Regions from separate parts of the Mus musculus genome. Here all the other regions are linked to region 1. A link is a loop called in an ENCODE intact Hi-C map of the cell type or tissue named here. Cell type or tissue: heart. All regions are shown on one strand. Each heading gives the region's core, and the rest is flanking DNA. Links, peaks and the distances in the headings are about the cores only.

Region 1 (5,820 bases), core at 395-5,394:
AATCAACAAACACAGTAAATTATCTGTGAGTAATGGCTCACTCCTGTGAACCCAGCACTCAAGAAGCTGAAACAACAGAGTAAGACATGTTCTCCCCCACATCTCAAAACCAAAACCAAAACCAAAACCAAAACCAAAACCAAAACCAAAACCAAAACCAAAACCAAAACCAAAACCAAAACCAAAACCAAAACCAAAACCAAAACCAAAACCAAAACCAACACACAACTAAGCTTGGCTGGTAAGGCAGTACATTTGCCTTACAGGCTTAAGGACTGGAGCTTAATCTCCAGAGCCCACTTAAAGGTGGAAGAGGAGGCACTGGGCTGTAGTGGCGCCCACCTTTCATCCCAGGAAGCAGAGGCTAGTGGGTCTCTGAGTTCGAGGCCAGCCTGGTCTACAGAACAAGTTCCAGGACAGCCAGGGCTATACAGAGAAACCCTGTCTTGAAAAACAGAACAAACAAGCAAAATGTAGAGAAAGAGGTAAGACTCCACAAGGCTGTCCTCTGACCTCCACGTGCAAGCTCTGTCACATACGTGTTCACATGCAACAATACATAGAAACCGAGTTTTAAAAAACCCACAATACGTCACGTTAGCAAAAGGAAAGAACTGTATAATCACCTGGCATGACGATCAACTTGGGAGGCAGAGGCAGGAGGATCTCTATGAGTTCAAGGCCACCGTGATCTACATAGTGAGTTCCAGGACAGTCAAGGTGCAGGTCCCTGCAAAGAAACTCTGTTCAGCATGGCCTAGCCAGGCTGGTTGAAACTTCTCGAGTCTGACCTTGAGGGACTTATTTTTTAGATATTCAAACACAGTAAAACTGACAATTTTTTTCTCACGTGTTTTTCTCACAACAAAAGCTTAAGACACGGCTACATTGAAATTCCTTTGCAAAGTACATCTCTTTTGTAAAGTACCTATTACCTCTTCCACAAGCATGGGTTCTATTGCCTGAGAAACAGTGTTTAAGATAAGGGTCTAAGGAGGAAGGTTTGTAATAAGCAAAGTGCAGGGGAACTTTCTCATAAGCATAGGTTCTATTGACTGAGAAGCAGTGCTCAGGTAAGGTCGGGGATTCAGTGAGGGCTGGCACCACAGAACAGCAGAGATCACCTGGTTACGAAGCACACACTCTCACCTTCCTGGGGAACAGGCATCGTTTCACCTGCGTTCTCTCATGCTCCCTGTAAGACCCTGTGCCCTCTACAAGCCAAGGCTATTTAGAGAAACCCTGTCTCAGAAGCCTAAATAAATATATAAATAAAATGTAAAATCTTAAAATAAGGTCAAGCAAGATGTGTTGTGGTGTGTGCTTGTAATCCCAGGGCTGCGACAGTAGACTAAGGCTGGTGGCACTGGGGAAAAGCCAGACACACACAGATCTGACACCAGCAACACCATTGCCCCTATTGCCCTTGACCTCTTGCTTCCAACGTCTCCCAGATAAGCATGCGTTACTACCAACACACACACACACACATACATATTCACATACATATACACACACATACACTCACACACATATTTACATATACATACACACACACACATATTTACACATACACATATTCACACACACATACAGACACATATTCACATACTCACACATATTCACACATACATACACACACTCACACACACATACACACAACTCATACACATATTCACACACACATACCCACACATACATTCACACACATACATACATACTCACACACATACATACTCATTCACACAACATATTTACACACATATTCACACACACACACTCTCTCTCACACATTCATACACACACACACACACACACACACACACACACACACACACACACACACGAATTCAAGGTTCAGAAAGGCAGATGTGGAAGTCAGAGCCCGGAGGGCAGGATGGAGGGGAGTGGCCTTAGGCGTCTTGAAATAGGGGAATTGAAATGTTGGGAAGTAGGTTGTGGAACTGGAGGTAGGTGCTAGAGGCGTAGGGGTAGGGGTGGGGCTGGGGAGAAGGTGGTGAAACTCAGAGGAAAGAACATAAATGCTGACCTTAGCAGAAAGGTTGCACGAGGAGAGCCATCAAGAGGAGTTCTCCGGTCTGGGGATCAAGGAGAAGCAGAGGTGCTGATAACGGGGACCATGGGTGCTTTCCAAGTTATGATTCAGCATGCTTCACAGGTTCTCTAAAATTTACTCCTCAGCACATTCTGATGACGTTGGTAGTCTTAGAACTATCGTTTCCAATAAAAAGTTTAAAACAAAAATAAAATTATCAGCCGGGCGGTGGTGGCGCACGCCTTTAATCCCAGCACTTGGGAGGCAGAGGCAGGTGGATTTCTGAGTTCGAGGCCAGCCTGTCTACAGAGTGAGTTCCAGGACAGGTAGAGCTACACAGAGAAACCCTGTCTCGAAAAGCAAAAAACAAAAACAAAAACAAAAACAAATATTATCGTTTAACAGAGGGGAGGCAGCCTTAGAGATCACACTGAGTCCCCAAGCCCCAACAGTCAAGTGTTCGGCTGCCCTCTCCCCTGGGTGCTAGTCTACTTGTGGCCGCCAGGGGGCAGAAAGAGGCCAGAAATTCAGACAGGCCTAGGTGTTCTTGAACTTCCCTGAGCCTTTCTTTGTGGCAAGAGGGTTTGCCGATCAAATGGTTTGACCTACTGTTTTTTTTTTTTTTTTTTTTTTTTTTTTTTTTTTTCATTTTGCCACAGGATAAACTGAGGCCCAGAGAGGAACAGTCACTGGCCCAGGCTACCGGACCAATCACAGGCAGAAATGGGGCCAGCGCCCTCACACGGGCAGCAGCTTCGTCCCCTGCCTGAGCTCAGCATCTCAAGGAAGGCGAGAAGTCACAGGGCTCAAGGATTCTGAGCCCATCCTGTATCTCCACAGACATGGAGGCGCTCCACAGTCCACACTGCCCAGCAGACAGAAAGGGCAGAGCGGCCATTACCTGAGTGAGGCTCATTATAATCAAGTTTCTGAGAACCCGGGACAGGGCCCGTTCTGAGTCACAATGACGAGGACTGAAGCACCAGGCATGGACCTCACAGGATGTGGCTGCTACAGTGCTGCTGCTATCATCAGAAGTGCCACACAGTGCCGTCACTCAGGCAGGTGTCTGTCACGTCGTTCACAACTGCATCGCTGAAGCTGGGGATGGGCAGCCCTGGGCTACACACCTCGCTGGGCGTCTGTGCAGACTGGCCTCTGTGCCTGGCCCTATGATGGCCCTGATGAGTGCCACAGCTGGACCTTCTGATGTAAATGACGGGTGAGTAGAACAAGCAGAAACTAAGGCAGGCCAGGAAAAGGCTACCAGAATCCCCAGATAGGGCCCAGAGCAGTGACCCCGAAGGGCATTCCTGGGAGTATGGCTTGTGGCACTCCTGCCTGATCAGGATTTGTTTATCTTCCATACAAAAGTCCCACAAGACTGGTCAAGGCATGCTCCAGAACGTATCCTGCCTTGGGGGGAGCCTTAGGATTACCTCTCAGTCAGAGCCTACTGCAGGCTTAGCTGGCTCTGCTGGGGAAAAGGCTCCTGCCCATTGGTATTAGCATGGGGTGGGAGAGGCTTAGCACTCCTAAATCTCTCTGAGTGAAGTTGATCTGAGCTGGTAAGGTCAGAGGTCACTTCTGCATTGGCCTCCTTTTGTCCTGCTTTGGGAATATCAGGGTCAGAGGGCAGGAGCCCACATTCATGTTTTAGCATCCTTTATAGACACTGACCCTGTACGAGGCAGTGCAAGATAGATCTGCAACAAAGTCCCAAAGATGAGGATTGAATGGGCCTTGAGGTTCAGCTCCGCCCCTTGCCCTCCTTGGCACAGCTGAGGGTCCTGGAGTGGGCTGCACCCACCTAGAGGAAGTACTTGCTCCTCCTGAGTCCCTGTAGGTAGCTGCCACTATGGCCTCAGCAGCCCCTATGCCTGGACTGAAGTGAGGCTTGATGCCAGCCTAGCCTGGGCTGGGACCAGCCCTATCTGAATAAAAGAGCCCCATTGAGATGGTCTGTTGTCTAGACACAGGCCTTGAGCCCTTGCTAAAGGGGAGGCAGAATCTGGTCCTACACAAGTGGCTCTGTCTCCCCTTTGTGGACCTCCAGGTGCTGGACCACAACTAAGCTAGCTATCCCAGCCTCAGAACCCATGCTGACTTTACAATCAACCACGCCCCCTTGGTCCAGGTTTCCTCTCCCAAACGCCCGCTTTTTGTTGAACCTGAATTTGTGTTTTTCATCATAGACCCAGATCTGTCTAGTCTGCACTTCGGACAACGACTTGTCACGAGGTCGGTGACACTATGAAGCCTGGATACCCTGGAGGAGGGGACAGAAATGGGAAGCTCAGAACCCCCAGAGTCCTCTGGATCTGTGGTAACATTGCCTCTTAAGTACCCAGATACCTACCTTGGGCAGTCAGGGAAGCACCCCAGGCTGGGTATGACCTCAAGGACGATTGACAGCCTCCCTAGGCCGGGTAAGGACCTGACCTAGCCTGCCCTGAGGTCAGGTTCCTCAGCTGAGGGTGGGCAGGGAGAAGAAGGCGGCCAGCTTGGCGGGAGGCCTCCTTTGTAGCAAGTCTTTTCTCAACGGTGGAGCTCGGCTGCCTGCCAGGTGCCAGGGTGCGGCTCTGGCCTCCCGCCCCACAGGCAGTTTTGCCGCCAAGCCCTGTACCTGGCTCGGTAGCAGTTTCCCGCGCTTCCACTGCCAGACCCGGCAAAGTGAGAGGCAGGGTGTGTAAGGAAGACAGAGTAGGCTGGCTCCCAGCTCACCCAGCCCACAACTCTGGCAGGGACTCCAAGTCTAAACAAAAAGACTGACTAAGGTTTTGGCATTTAAAACAGAATTCTCCTAAGGGAATATATATATATATATATATATATATATATATATATATATATATATATATATATATACATATATATATATAATTTTTTAAGAGAGTGTGTCTGTTGTGTGTACTCTTGTTCAATAAAATGGAACCTCAGCCCCACCATGTGTTACCTGCCAGACAGGAACAAATGACTTAACTTCTGGTGCTTCATTTGTGTCTTGTTTGTAACTTAGGTTATCAGGAGGATTGGATAGGTTTGCCCAGACCTCTCTCAGAACCAAGTCTTGGGACATGAAGAGCTGTGGAGGCTCTGGCTGTGACTCTACTGTTGTAGATGTGGAAGTCTGTGGACAACTTGAGGGAGTCAGTCCTCTCCACCATTTGGGATTCTGGCATCAAACAGGCCACCAAGCTTGGTGGCAAGTACCTTTCCCTTCTGAACGAAATCAATAGCTGAAGAGCCAGGGTCTTATAAGTCATTGAGCCTAGTTGGGACACTCCTCTGTCTCTCTGTCTCTCGATATCTCCTGATGGCATTTCCCTGAACTGCCACCGTGTTCTCATGGCTCTTGGCAGATCCTCTGTGTCTCTGAACACATAGCCCAACACAGCTCTGGGTACTCAGGTCAGGTGAGCTGCAGAAACAGAACCTTCAAGAGGTGGGAGCTAAATCTTTAAAAAAAAAAAAAAAAAAAAAAAAAAAAAAAAAGGCTGGAGAGATGGCTCAGTGGTTAAGAGCACTGACTTCTCTTCCAGAGGTCCTGGGTTCAATTCCCAGCAACCACATGGTGTCTCACAGCCATCTGTAATGGGCATCTGATGTTGTCTTCTGGTGTGTCTGAAGACAGCGACCAAGGTAAGTCATCCAGAGCCCTGTCCTTGGAAGGAAACAAAGTAGCTCTCATGGAACCCAGGGTTCTTTGGAGGGAGCACAAACTTCTTGACCCTCGGTCTTCCTGAGATCCTTCCTGAATACTG
Region 2 (5,409 bases), core at 1-5,000, 88 kb after region 1:
AATTTAAAGTGCAGCAGGCGGGAGATGGAGGTTTTCGAGTGGAGGAAGGCTTTTGGTTCTGCTCAAAAGGTATCTCAGTCTTTTCTCCCTTAGGGAAGTGTGAGTTTCCCAGGGAAAGAGGCAGCAACAAAAAAGCTTCAAGCTTGGAGTGACTCTTAAGGGAACCCTTTCAACCTCCCAAGGACAGAAATCCCCTACAGTCCAACCCGAGTATTGTCCTCTCTAAGCGCCAACCCTCACCAAGTCGCCCTGGTCCCCTGGGGCTCCAATCACCATCAGAGGGACGCTGGCTCCCTCCCCACTTCTCCAAACTGTTTACCAACACACCCACGTGCCAGACAGACACAGCTGGGGGCTACACCGACAGCTTCAGTCAGAAAATGGGGAGGTGATGGGAAGGTTTAAGATCTAATGCCTGATTTCAAACAGCGGTAGATAGAGCTCTGGCCACCCAAGGGGTGCCTCCCTCTTAGCTAGCCCCCGGGTGGTCCTTACCAGAATCGCTGGGGCTCTCGGACCCGGAGCAGGCCTGAGTCTTGGGCTCGCCCAGCTGACATTGGGTGGCGGGCGCCGGGTTACTGGCTTCCAGACTAGGAGTGCCGTCCGGGGTAGCGGGCGCTTTGGGCGGGTTCCCCCGGGGCGCGCCTGGGGCCAGCCTGTCGCTCACCACTCTCTCCAGCCGTTCTCGGGCGGAGAAGCCGCTCCACATGCAGTCACGGCGAATGATGGAAGCATAATTCCTGCCCCAGGCTTTCGAATGGCCCCGAGATTCCGCCTCGTCCCCGGCACCCCCTCCAGGCCACGGCTCCCCGGGATTAATCCCAGAGGCTGGGTCCACGGCGCCGGGACCGGAGCCCCAGGGCGGCGACGTGGGGGGCGACGGCACCAGCTCGAATTTCTTCCAGATGTCCTCGCTGGGCGCCGTGGAGCGGTAGAAATCCTCTCCGCAGTCATAGTCGTAGAAATAGTGCTGATACGAGTCGAAGTCCATGTCCGCTCCCTGCGGGAGGGAAGGGGGAGACGAGCTGACTGCGGTGCCCGCCGAGGGAAGAGGCGGCTCCGAGTCCCTCGCTGCAGCTGGCTGCGGGGCTCTGGTCTCTCCCCAGGCCCACCAGCTTGCAGCCCGCGCCCTGGTCCCTGCTCCTGGGAAGCCTGGCCTGGGGTCAGCTCGCTCAGGGCAGCTCGCAACGGGCCGACCAGGCTGAGGGGAGCGAGTTCAAAGCAAACTTTGCCAGCACCGCCCGGAGCTCAGCTCCGGGGGCACAGCAGGGCCGGGCGGGGGCGCGCTGTCTCGAAGGCAGTCTGCAGCCTTGCAGCCCGCCAGTCCCCTGGGGACCCCTGCCCGGGCCACCCGCAGCCTCACCTCGCTCCCGCCGCCCGCCACCTGGAGCGGAGCGGCTCCCCGCCGGCTCGGGGAAGCCCGGCAGCCCGCACACACACACATGCGCGCCACCGAGCGCGCGGCCCCGCACTCACGAGCGCGCCCCCCGTGCGCGCGCCCCCCGCCTCGCTCGCACACGGCAGCCAGGACGCTCCCGGGATCGACGCGGGAGCGCGATCTGCAGGCGCATTGTTTCCCGACTGCTTTATATCTCGTCGCGTGCCCGGGGCTTGGGGACCAGGAGGGGGGGTGGTCCCTAGGAGACAAGCCCCTCCCCCTCCCGCCCCTCTCTCCGCTGGCGACAGGTGGGGCCGGCCCCACCTCCTGGCTGAACTGGTCGTTTCTATTCTATCCCTTGAAGCTCCCTAATAAATTGTACGCTGGGGAGCGCAGAGCAGAAGAGCTGATGCAGCCCCGCAGTCTCCTGGTGGAGGCGTGACTGTTCGAGAGGCTCCCGCGGTCCAAGCGACTTAACTAAAGCGGCGCTCCGCGCCTACTCAGAGCCAAGGACTAGAGCTGCTCCCTGCCCCACCCTGCTAGTCTACTTCCCGGGGCGCGCCCCACCAGGTTCAGGTGCGTCCCACCCATGACAGAGGAGGTGGTGGTGGTGATGGTGGGGCACACACTGCACCTCCACCGCGCCACCTGGTGGCCCTCGGCCCTGAACCCAGGCTTCTTCAACCCATTGCTTCAGTAACCATTAGCCCATTCTTTAGCTCAGTGGCTTAAACCTTGAATAGCAGTGAAGATTCCGAGCTAGAAAGCCTGCAGTATATATAATCCCTCGGAGCCCCAATTTTACTTGTGAAATGAAGGAATGGTAATGACTTCACAGGATCGCCGGGCTGAATTTGTTTACTAAAAAGATAGAGCACCTTAGGAAAGGACATGAGAGAATTCGAACAACAGCAGCTTTATCCCTGGGGAGGGTAGTGAGACCTCTGTCATCCCCCAGGTCATAGCTGACACTTGACCCTTCCTTCACAGCCCTGCCTCCCAGAATTCATCCTCCACACAAAACTCTCCTAACGGCTGTTTTAGAGATAGGAGTGTAGGGGTGTGGAAACTTCATTCAGGCCCCTGTTTTGTGCTTCCTAGCTGTGGGATCAAAGTGTTTGAAGTTTTGCATGACATCCCTGGCCGAGACGATGGAGATATATATATATTTCCTTTGTGTTATCATAAACAGGCTACCTTCTGAGAAAGGAAAAGACTAACTAATTTAGGTCCAAGGAAGGTAACTTAGGATAGCAGCCAATTCATCTAGAATCCTACACCTGGCATCAAGGTCTGGTGTCTGGTTGTCTGCCATCCTTCTCTTCCTCCTACTCTTTTTGTCTAACTACTCAGAACTACAGGCTGTTGCCATCCTAACAGACTGAAGCCAGAAGGATAAACACGTCCCGTTGTTTTGGGCCAGGGAGGTGTGAGATGACCCACGAGTTGGGTGAGAAGACAGGGGGTGTGTGTGACTCTCCATTTTCCATTTGTTGTGTCTAAGGTGTGTGTAGGACATCCTTGAAAGCAGGAATTGGCTCGCTTTGTAGTCCCTGCACCTAGAATGACTTCTGGCAATATTTACGCACTGGCTTCCTGAGTGACCTAGCCAACCAGATTTTATTGAGACGGCCTGTATGCCCTGCTCTGTGCTGTACTGGGAGGCCCAGAAAAGGCTCCTGATTTGGTTGCAGCCTTGGTGCAGAGGGATTAGACTCCCTTTCAGGGTCTTGTTGTCAGGCATGCAGATGTCTGTGGTGGTTGCTGCACTTTCCGGGGTCTTGGTCACAATAACAGAAACCAATGTAAGCAGGAAAATAACTTTTAAGGGAGATATTGTTGCATAGAATTCACAGGAGGCTTGGAATCTATATTTGGAAAATAGGCCTACCTGAGTTGTTCATTTTGTTCTTTTTTTTTTTTTTTTGAAACAGATTCTCACTCTGTTGCCCAGACTGACCTCACTAAGGCCAGGTATGATGGCTCATGCCTGTATTCCCAATACAATCTTCTTCTTCTTCTCCTTCTTCTTCTTCTTTTTAAAGATTTATTTATTATTATATATGAGTACACTGTAGCTGTCTTCAGACACACCAGAAGAGGGTATCAGATCTCATTGCAGATGGTTGTGAGCCACCATGTGGTTGCTGGGATTTGAACTCGGGACCTTTGGAAGAGCAGTCAGTGCTCTTAACCGCTGAGCCATCTCTCCAGCCCCAATACAACCTTCTAATGCTATAATACAAGGGTGTTCCAATTCCCCACTGGAGACCATCTAGACTATTCCCTGATTAAATATTCTAATGTAGTAAGGACACAATGGCATACACCTGTAATTGTAGCTACTTGGGATGCAAACTACAGGAGGATCATTTGAGCACTGGCCAACTTGTTGCAACCCCGTCTCAAGACTAAAATGACGGCAGGGCAGTGGTGGCACACGCCTTTAATCCCAGCACTCGGGAGGCAGAGGCAGGCAGATTTCTGAGTTCGAGGCCAGCCTGGTCTACAGAGTGAGTTCCAGGACAGCCAGGGCTACACAGATCACCCCTGTCTTGAAAAACAAAACCAAACAAAGCAAAAACCCAACAAAAACAAACAAACAAACCCAAAAAACCAAAACCAAAAACCAAACAACCCCCTCCCCCAGAAGCCAAAAATAAAACCAAACCAAACCAAACAAAAAGACTAAAACGATTTTTCTTCAGGGGTGGAAATTGAACCTAGAGTCTGATATAGGCTTGGGCAAAGGCTCTACCCCTGAGCCATATCCCCAGACCAAAAGTATTAATATAACTAAGAAAGTATTGGCATTAGGCCAAAGGTGTGGGCCTCAGAGAAAGGCAGAAATTATGGAGAGCTGCCATGGTAATCACCAGCAGTGAACACTATCAAGATCTCGCTGGGTGCAAAAAGCTGATCCGGAGACAGGGAAGATGGAGGCATCATTCCTTGAAGCCAGCCAGTTCATCCCCCACCTTACCTACACTGGCTCGCTCAGCAGTTCTCTGAAAGCCGTTTTGCATCCCATGTAACCCCACCTACAGAGAGAGAATGCACTCAGCAACAGAGAAATCCAACGTGCTCCAAAACCTCACTTCCCCTTGTAAATTAATGAATTGGCATCTGATTTGAAATAGCGGTCTCATGAGCCTGGTTAATGTGTGTCTGTCTGTTCCGAGGAGACACTGTAGCTTTTAGGACTGACAACTGTGGTTTCTGAGTTAATGTCTGGACCCAGAATGGTGATAAATTGACCAAGGTAACAAATGCTACTCTAGAGACATCTAAATTATCTGCAGTTTTGTTGTTGTTATGTTCTAATTCATACACACACACACATACATATATATCCATACATTCACTATATATACACATTATATATATATTATACATACATATACGTACATAGTATATATATGTATGTATGTATGTGTATATATATATATATATATACACACACACACAGATACACACATAGTGTGTGTGTGTCTGTATGTGTGTCTGTATGTGTGCTGAGGGTATGTGGAGATCAGAAGACAACTTGTAGGAGACAGTACTCTTCTTTCACCGTGTGGGTTCTGAGAATTGAACTCTGGTCACCAGGTTTTGCAGTAGGAGTTTTTACCCACTGAGCCATCTCACTGGCTCTGGTGTTTTGTTTTTATGTCTTTGAGACAGAGACTCATCTATCACAGGGTGTCCTTTGAACCCACTATGTAATTAAATCTGCCTTGAACTCCTGATCCTTTTGTCTCCGCCTCCCAAGTGCTGGCATTAACTGCATTTAAAAAAATGTTATTTATTTGCCTAGGTGGGTGTTTTGTTTGTTTTTAAAACGGGGTCTTATTTAACCCAAGCTGACCTTGAACTTCTGTCAGTCCTTCTGTTCCAACCTCCCAAGTACTGAAATTATCTATCATTCACTAATTTTGTTGTTGTTTTGCTTTAAGACAGGGTCTCACTCTATAGTTCAGGCTAGCTTTGAACCCATGGCAATCCTAAGAGAAGTGTGTGTGTGTGTGACAGAG
Region 3 (5,409 bases), core at 1-5,000, 270 kb after region 1:
ATTATAAAGACAGGAAGTAGATAGAATGGTGATTGCCAGGGAGGACGGAGAGGTGGAGGGCGTCAGTTACTTTTCTCATTGCTTGAAAAAATACCTGAGAAAAACAAGGAGGAAGGATTTATTTTGACTCATGACTCCAATCAGTCTGTCTGCCTGTCTGTCGACAGTCTCACTATACAGCTCTGGAACTCACTATGTAGACCCAGCTGGCTTGAACTCATAGAGCTCTTCCTGCCTCTGCCTTTTGAGTGTTGGGATTTAAGATGTACACTACCACACTTGGCCTCTTGGCTCACAGTGTGAGGGTACAGTCCGTCACGGCAGGACAAGCGTGGTGGCAGGAGCTTGAGTCAGGTTGTTCCATTGCATCCACAGCCAGGAAGCAAAGAGAACGATGAAGGCTGTTGCTCAGGTTTTTTTTCTCCTTTCCCGAGCCCATGAAATGGTGCCATCGACATTTAAGGCAAGTCTCCCAACCTCAGTATGCTCAGTCTAAAAACCATCTCAGGCATGCCAAGATGTTTGTCTCCTAGCTGAATTTAGATTCTGACGAGTTGACAATCAGTATTAACCATTACAGGGAATAAGGAGTCATTGTTTAGTGGAGTGTTAGGGTGATAATTGCTGTGATGACCAAAAGCAGCTTGGAGAAGAAAGAGTTAACCTTACTTATAGTTCTATTGTCACTGAAGGAAGTGAAGGCAGAAACTCAAATAGGGCAGGAACTTGGAGGCAGGAGCTGATGCAGAGGCCATGGATGAGTGCTGCTTACTGGTTTGATTTCCATGGCTTGCTCAGTCTGTTTTGTTATCGAACACAGGACCACCAGCCCAGGGTGGCTGGGCCCTCCAATGTCAATCACTAAGAAAATGTCCTACAGGCTTGTTTGCAGCCTGATCTGATGGGGGCATATACTCAGTTGATGTTTCCTCTCAGATGTCTCTAGCTTGTACCAAAACTAGTTATCGTAAGTGGGTACTGAGTTTGAGTTTGGCAAGAAGGACCCTGGAGGTGGATGGTGGTGACAGTTGTACAATGTGGACTCAAGAGCTGAAGAGATGTCTCAGCAGTTAAGAGCACCAACTGCTCTTCCAGGAGACCATAGTTCAGTTCCCAGCACCCATGTCAGGTGGCTCACACCCACCTGCCACTCTAGCTTCAGGGGATCTGACACCCTGGTTTCTGTGAGCACCCGAACACATATTTGCTCACTCCCACACAGACACATACAGCTACACATAACTAAAAATAATAAAAATAAAATTTAAAACAATAACATGGAGTCAATACCTCTGAGTAATACACTAAGAAATAGTTAAGAGTGATTCCTAAGCTAGCACAGGACCTGCAGAATCTACATAAAAGCTGCATGTGGTCTACACACACATGGCTTGCTGGCCACCAGCCTGCTCCAGATTCAAGAGAATTAGGTAGAGTATGATAGAGTGGAACACCTGATGTCCTCTAGCCTCTGCATGGAAACAGCAGAGCACACTTGCACACGTGCACATACACTACACACACACACACACACACACACACACACACACACACACACACACACCGGTTAATTTTAGGCCAGGGTGATGCTATCTGTTTGTAATCTCAGCAGTTAGGAGACAGAAAAAAAAATAGGGTTTCTGTAAGTTTGACGCCAATTTGTACCAGGCCAGCCTCAAAACCAACCAACCACCCACCCACCCACCTAACTAACCAACACCCCGCAAAAATCAAGGGCTGAAGAGATGCCTTGGTAGTTAAGAGCTCTAACCACTCTTCCAGATATCCCTGGTTCAATTTTCAGCACCCACATGAATGCAACATCAGTTCTAGGGATCCAACTTCTTCATCTAGCCTCCCCCGAGCACTATACACACACATGGTGTGCAGTTATATATGCAGGCAATACACCAAAAAAAAACCCCAAAAGAAAATATATTTTATTATTATTATTATTGTTATTGTTATTATTGTTATTATTTGTGTTTCTCTGTGTAACAGCCCTGACTGTCTTGGAACTCACTCTGTAGATCAGGTTGCCTTCAAACTCACAGAGATCTGCCAGCCACTGCCTCCCTAGTCTGCAATTAAAGGCATGCACCATCAAGTCTGGCCTGAAAACAAACATTTATTTTTAAATGTATTCTTTCATACAATACATCCCAATGGCAGCCTGCCCTCTCCCAGATCCATTCTCCATTTCTCTTCAGGAAAGAGCAGGCTTCCCAGTGATACCAGCTGGCTTCTCAGTGATACCAGCTGAACTCAGCATAGCAAGATGCAATAAGACTAGGCACAAACACCCATATCAAGGCTGGACGAAGCAACTCATAGGAGGAAAAGGGTCCCAAGAGCTGGCAAAGAGTCACTGATATCCCTTCTCCCTCTGTTAGGAGCCCTACAAAAAAACCCAAGTTAAATAAACACAGCATGTATGCAGAGGACCTAGCACAGACCTAGTGTAGGCTCTGTGATTGCCACTGCAGTCTCTGTGAGCCCCTATGAGCCCTGCTTAGTTGATTCTGTGGACTGTGTTTTCCTGGAGTCCTCAACCCTTCTGGCTCTTATAATCCTTCCTTCTCCTCTTCTACAGGTTTCCCTGAGCTCCAGCTAATGTTTGAGTGGGTCTCTGCATCTGCTCCCGTAAGCTGCTGGAAGGAGCCTCTCTGATGTCAATTGGGCTAGGCACCAATGTATGAACATCATTAGGAATCATTTCAGTGACTTTTTTCTCCCTTTTCAATTGTGTTTGGTTCTACTCTAGGTATCTGAGCCAAACATTCAGTTTCCAGTTCCTGGAATCCAGGCAATGTTGGGCACGGGCTCCCTCTTGTGGCTTGGGCCTGGTTATACCAGTCTTTGGTTGGCCACTCTCACAAGCTTTGAGCCACGATCTTGCAGGCAGGACGGGTACATACATGCTGTGCATACATGCTGTGTTTATTTATGGGTTGAAGGTTTTATGGCTGGATTGGTGCCTGGGTCCTGCCACTGGAAGCCTGCTAGGTTATCAAAGATGGATGATTCAGGCTTCATATACTCCATTACTAGGAGTCCTTGCTAGGGTCATCTTCATGGGTGAAGGAAGTTTCTGCTGTGTTCCTAGAAATGTTTCAGTATTCTGGTAATCTTTTCCTGTACTCCTTCCTCTGTCCCTCACTTCCTCACCCAATTCCCTCCTGTTTCCGTCCCCACCCACCAAGTCTATCCACAAATTATATTTTTCCTCCCCAGGGAGAACCCTGCATCCCCCTAGCCTTGTTACTTAGACTCTCTGGGTCTGTGGATTGTAGTGTGATTATATTTTATTTAACAGCTAATATCCACTTGTGAATCAAAATCACGTTTGTCTTCCTGGGTCTGGGTCACCTCACTCTGGATGTTTTAGTTCCATCCATTAGCTTAAAATTTTTATAATGTCATTTTTTCTCTAACAGCTGAGTAACACTCCATTGTGTAAGCATACCACGTTTTCTTTATCCATTCTTCTGTTTGAGGGGCATCTAGGTTGTTTCCAGTTTCTGGCTATTAGGAATAAAGCTTCTATAAACATAGCTAAGCAAGTGAGAGTGGGGTAGGATGGGACATCTTTTGTGTATGTGCCTAAGAGAGGTAAATCTGGGTCTTGAGGTAGATTGATTCCCAATTTTTTCTGAGAAACAACCATATTGATTTCCATAGTGGCTGTGACCTACCAGCAATGAAGGAGTGTTCCCCTTGCTCCACATCCTTGATAGCATAAGTTGTCACTTATGTTATTGATCTTGGTCATTCTGACAGGTGTAAGATGAAATCTCAGAGTAGTTTTGACTTGCATTTCTCTGATGGCTATGTACAATGGAACCAAACTGAAGCCATTTTTGAATAGAACTTCCATTTTGAATAGGAGTCAAATACATTTTAAGTTCCAAGACGTCCCTGGATAACAGATATCCTGCTTGGTAGAAAGAGACATTACTGTGGGTAGTTGAAATCACAGTTGGCAAGCTGAAATGAGACTGCAAGGCAAATCATCCTTCCATATCTGTTGTCTTAGTTAGGGTTTTATTGCTGTGAACAGACACCATGACCAATGCAAGTCTTATAAAGGACATCATTAATCCTTTATAATCCTGACTTACAGGATTCAGAGGTTCATCCCAGTATCATAAGGTAAGGAGAATGGCAGTGTCCAGGCAGGCATGTCACAGGAGGATCTGAGAGTTTTACATCTTCATCCAAAAGAAGCCAGGAACAAATTGTGGAGGGTCTCAAAACCCACACCTACAGTGACACATTTCCTCCAACAAGGCCACACCTCCTAATAGTGCCACTCTCTGGGTCAAGCATATTCAAACCAACACAGCTTGATAACCCAGCCAGTGGGAGCAGGATAAGTGTACCACAAAGATATGTTCCAAAGAAGTCACCTATTCTTAAATCATGAGATAACTTGGCATAGATGTTTGTGTATTTCAAGCTTAAACTCTGACTCAGGGTCACAGTTCAGCTTCTGAGTCTATTTTATGGCTCTGATCAATTTCTAGTGGATTGAGTACAATAAAATAAATCAGTAGCCTTCCTTTATAGAAAGGATAAATGGGCTGAGAAAGAAATTAGGGAAATAATTCCCTTCACATTAGCCACAAATAGTATAAATATCTTGGGATAACTCTAACCAAACAAGTGAAAGACCTGACTGACAATAACTTCAACTCTCTCAAGAAAGAAATCGAAAAAGATCTCAGAAAATAGAGAGATCTCCCATATTCATGGATTGGCAGAATTAACATAATAAAAATGGACATCCTACCAAATCTATAGATTCAATGCAATCCCCATCAAAATCCCAACACAATTCTTCAAAGACATGGAAAGAGCAATCTTCAAATTCATCTGGAAAGGCAAAAAACCTGGAATAGCAAAAAAAATTCTTAATAATAAAAGAACAGCTGCGGGAATCACTATCCCTGACCTCAAGCTTTACTACAGAGCAATAGTGATAAAAACTGCATGGTTTTGGTACAGAGACAGACATGTTGATCAATGGAATAGAATTGAGGACCCAGAAATAAAACCACACACTTATGGTCACTTGATCTTTGACAAAGATGCCAAAAATATACAATGGAAAAAAGAAATCATCTTCAATAAATGGTGCTGGTCTAACTGGCTGTCAGTATATAGAAGAATGAAAATAGACCTATTTTTGTCACCTTGTACAAAGCTCAAGTCCAAGTGGATCAAGGACCTTAACATAAAACCAGATACACTGAATTTAATAGAAGAGAAAGTGGAAAAGAGCCTTGAACTCATTGGCAGAGGGGGAAATTTCCTAAACAGAACTTCAGTGGCTCATGTTCTAAGATCAACACTTGATAAATGGGACCTCATGAAACTGGAAAGCTTCTGAAAGGCAAAGGACATAGT

Evidence for each region. A loop is a pair of places that touch in the nucleus more often than their neighbours do. Peaks named below come from ENCODE experiments on the same cell type or tissue, not always from the same donor. Only the 100,000 strongest peaks of a DNase experiment are listed, where the experiment ranks them.
Region 2: it touches region 1 in a loop (9-fold over the local background); 37 of 42 quality-filtered maps call a loop at or near these places.
Region 3: it touches region 1 in a loop (4-fold over the local background); 16 of 42 quality-filtered maps call a loop at or near these places.

The regions. Positions count from the first base shown.
Region 1 is chr4:123,079,811-123,085,630 of GRCm38, reverse strand. Gm12923 (a long non-coding RNA gene) reads left to right here. Exons shown (of 4, transcript XR_868093.2): 3 at 2,716-3,278; 4 at 4,252-4,812. Gm46868 (a long non-coding RNA gene) reads right to left here and starts at 4,701. Exons shown (of 3, transcript XR_003955102.1): 1 at 2,958-4,701; 2 at 2,051-2,232. In heart, for the core only: a CTCF peak has its summit at 2,553 (motif pointing right); no DNase peak of the experiment used is centred there; H3K27me3 peaks cover 2,437 bases.
Region 2 is chr4:122,992,105-122,997,513 of GRCm38, reverse strand. It overlaps Mycl (v-myc avian myelocytomatosis viral oncogene lung carcinoma derived), which reads right to left and starts at 1,583. Exons shown (of 3, transcript NM_001303121.1): 1 at 1,364-1,583; 2 at 496-1,000. The coding sequence starts at 1,444. In heart, for the core only: CTCF peaks have their summits at 194 and 2,038 (motif pointing left); a DNase peak (open chromatin) is centred at 1,853; H3K4me3 peaks cover 2,204 bases; H3K27ac peaks cover 1,668 bases; H3K27me3 peaks cover 1,853 bases.
Region 3 is chr4:122,805,741-122,811,149 of GRCm38, reverse strand. No RefSeq gene overlaps it. Among named protein-coding and RNA genes, the nearest start is that of Ppt1, 28 kb to the left of the region's middle. In heart, for the core only: a CTCF peak has its summit at 2,831 (motif pointing left); a DNase peak (open chromatin) is centred at 2,829.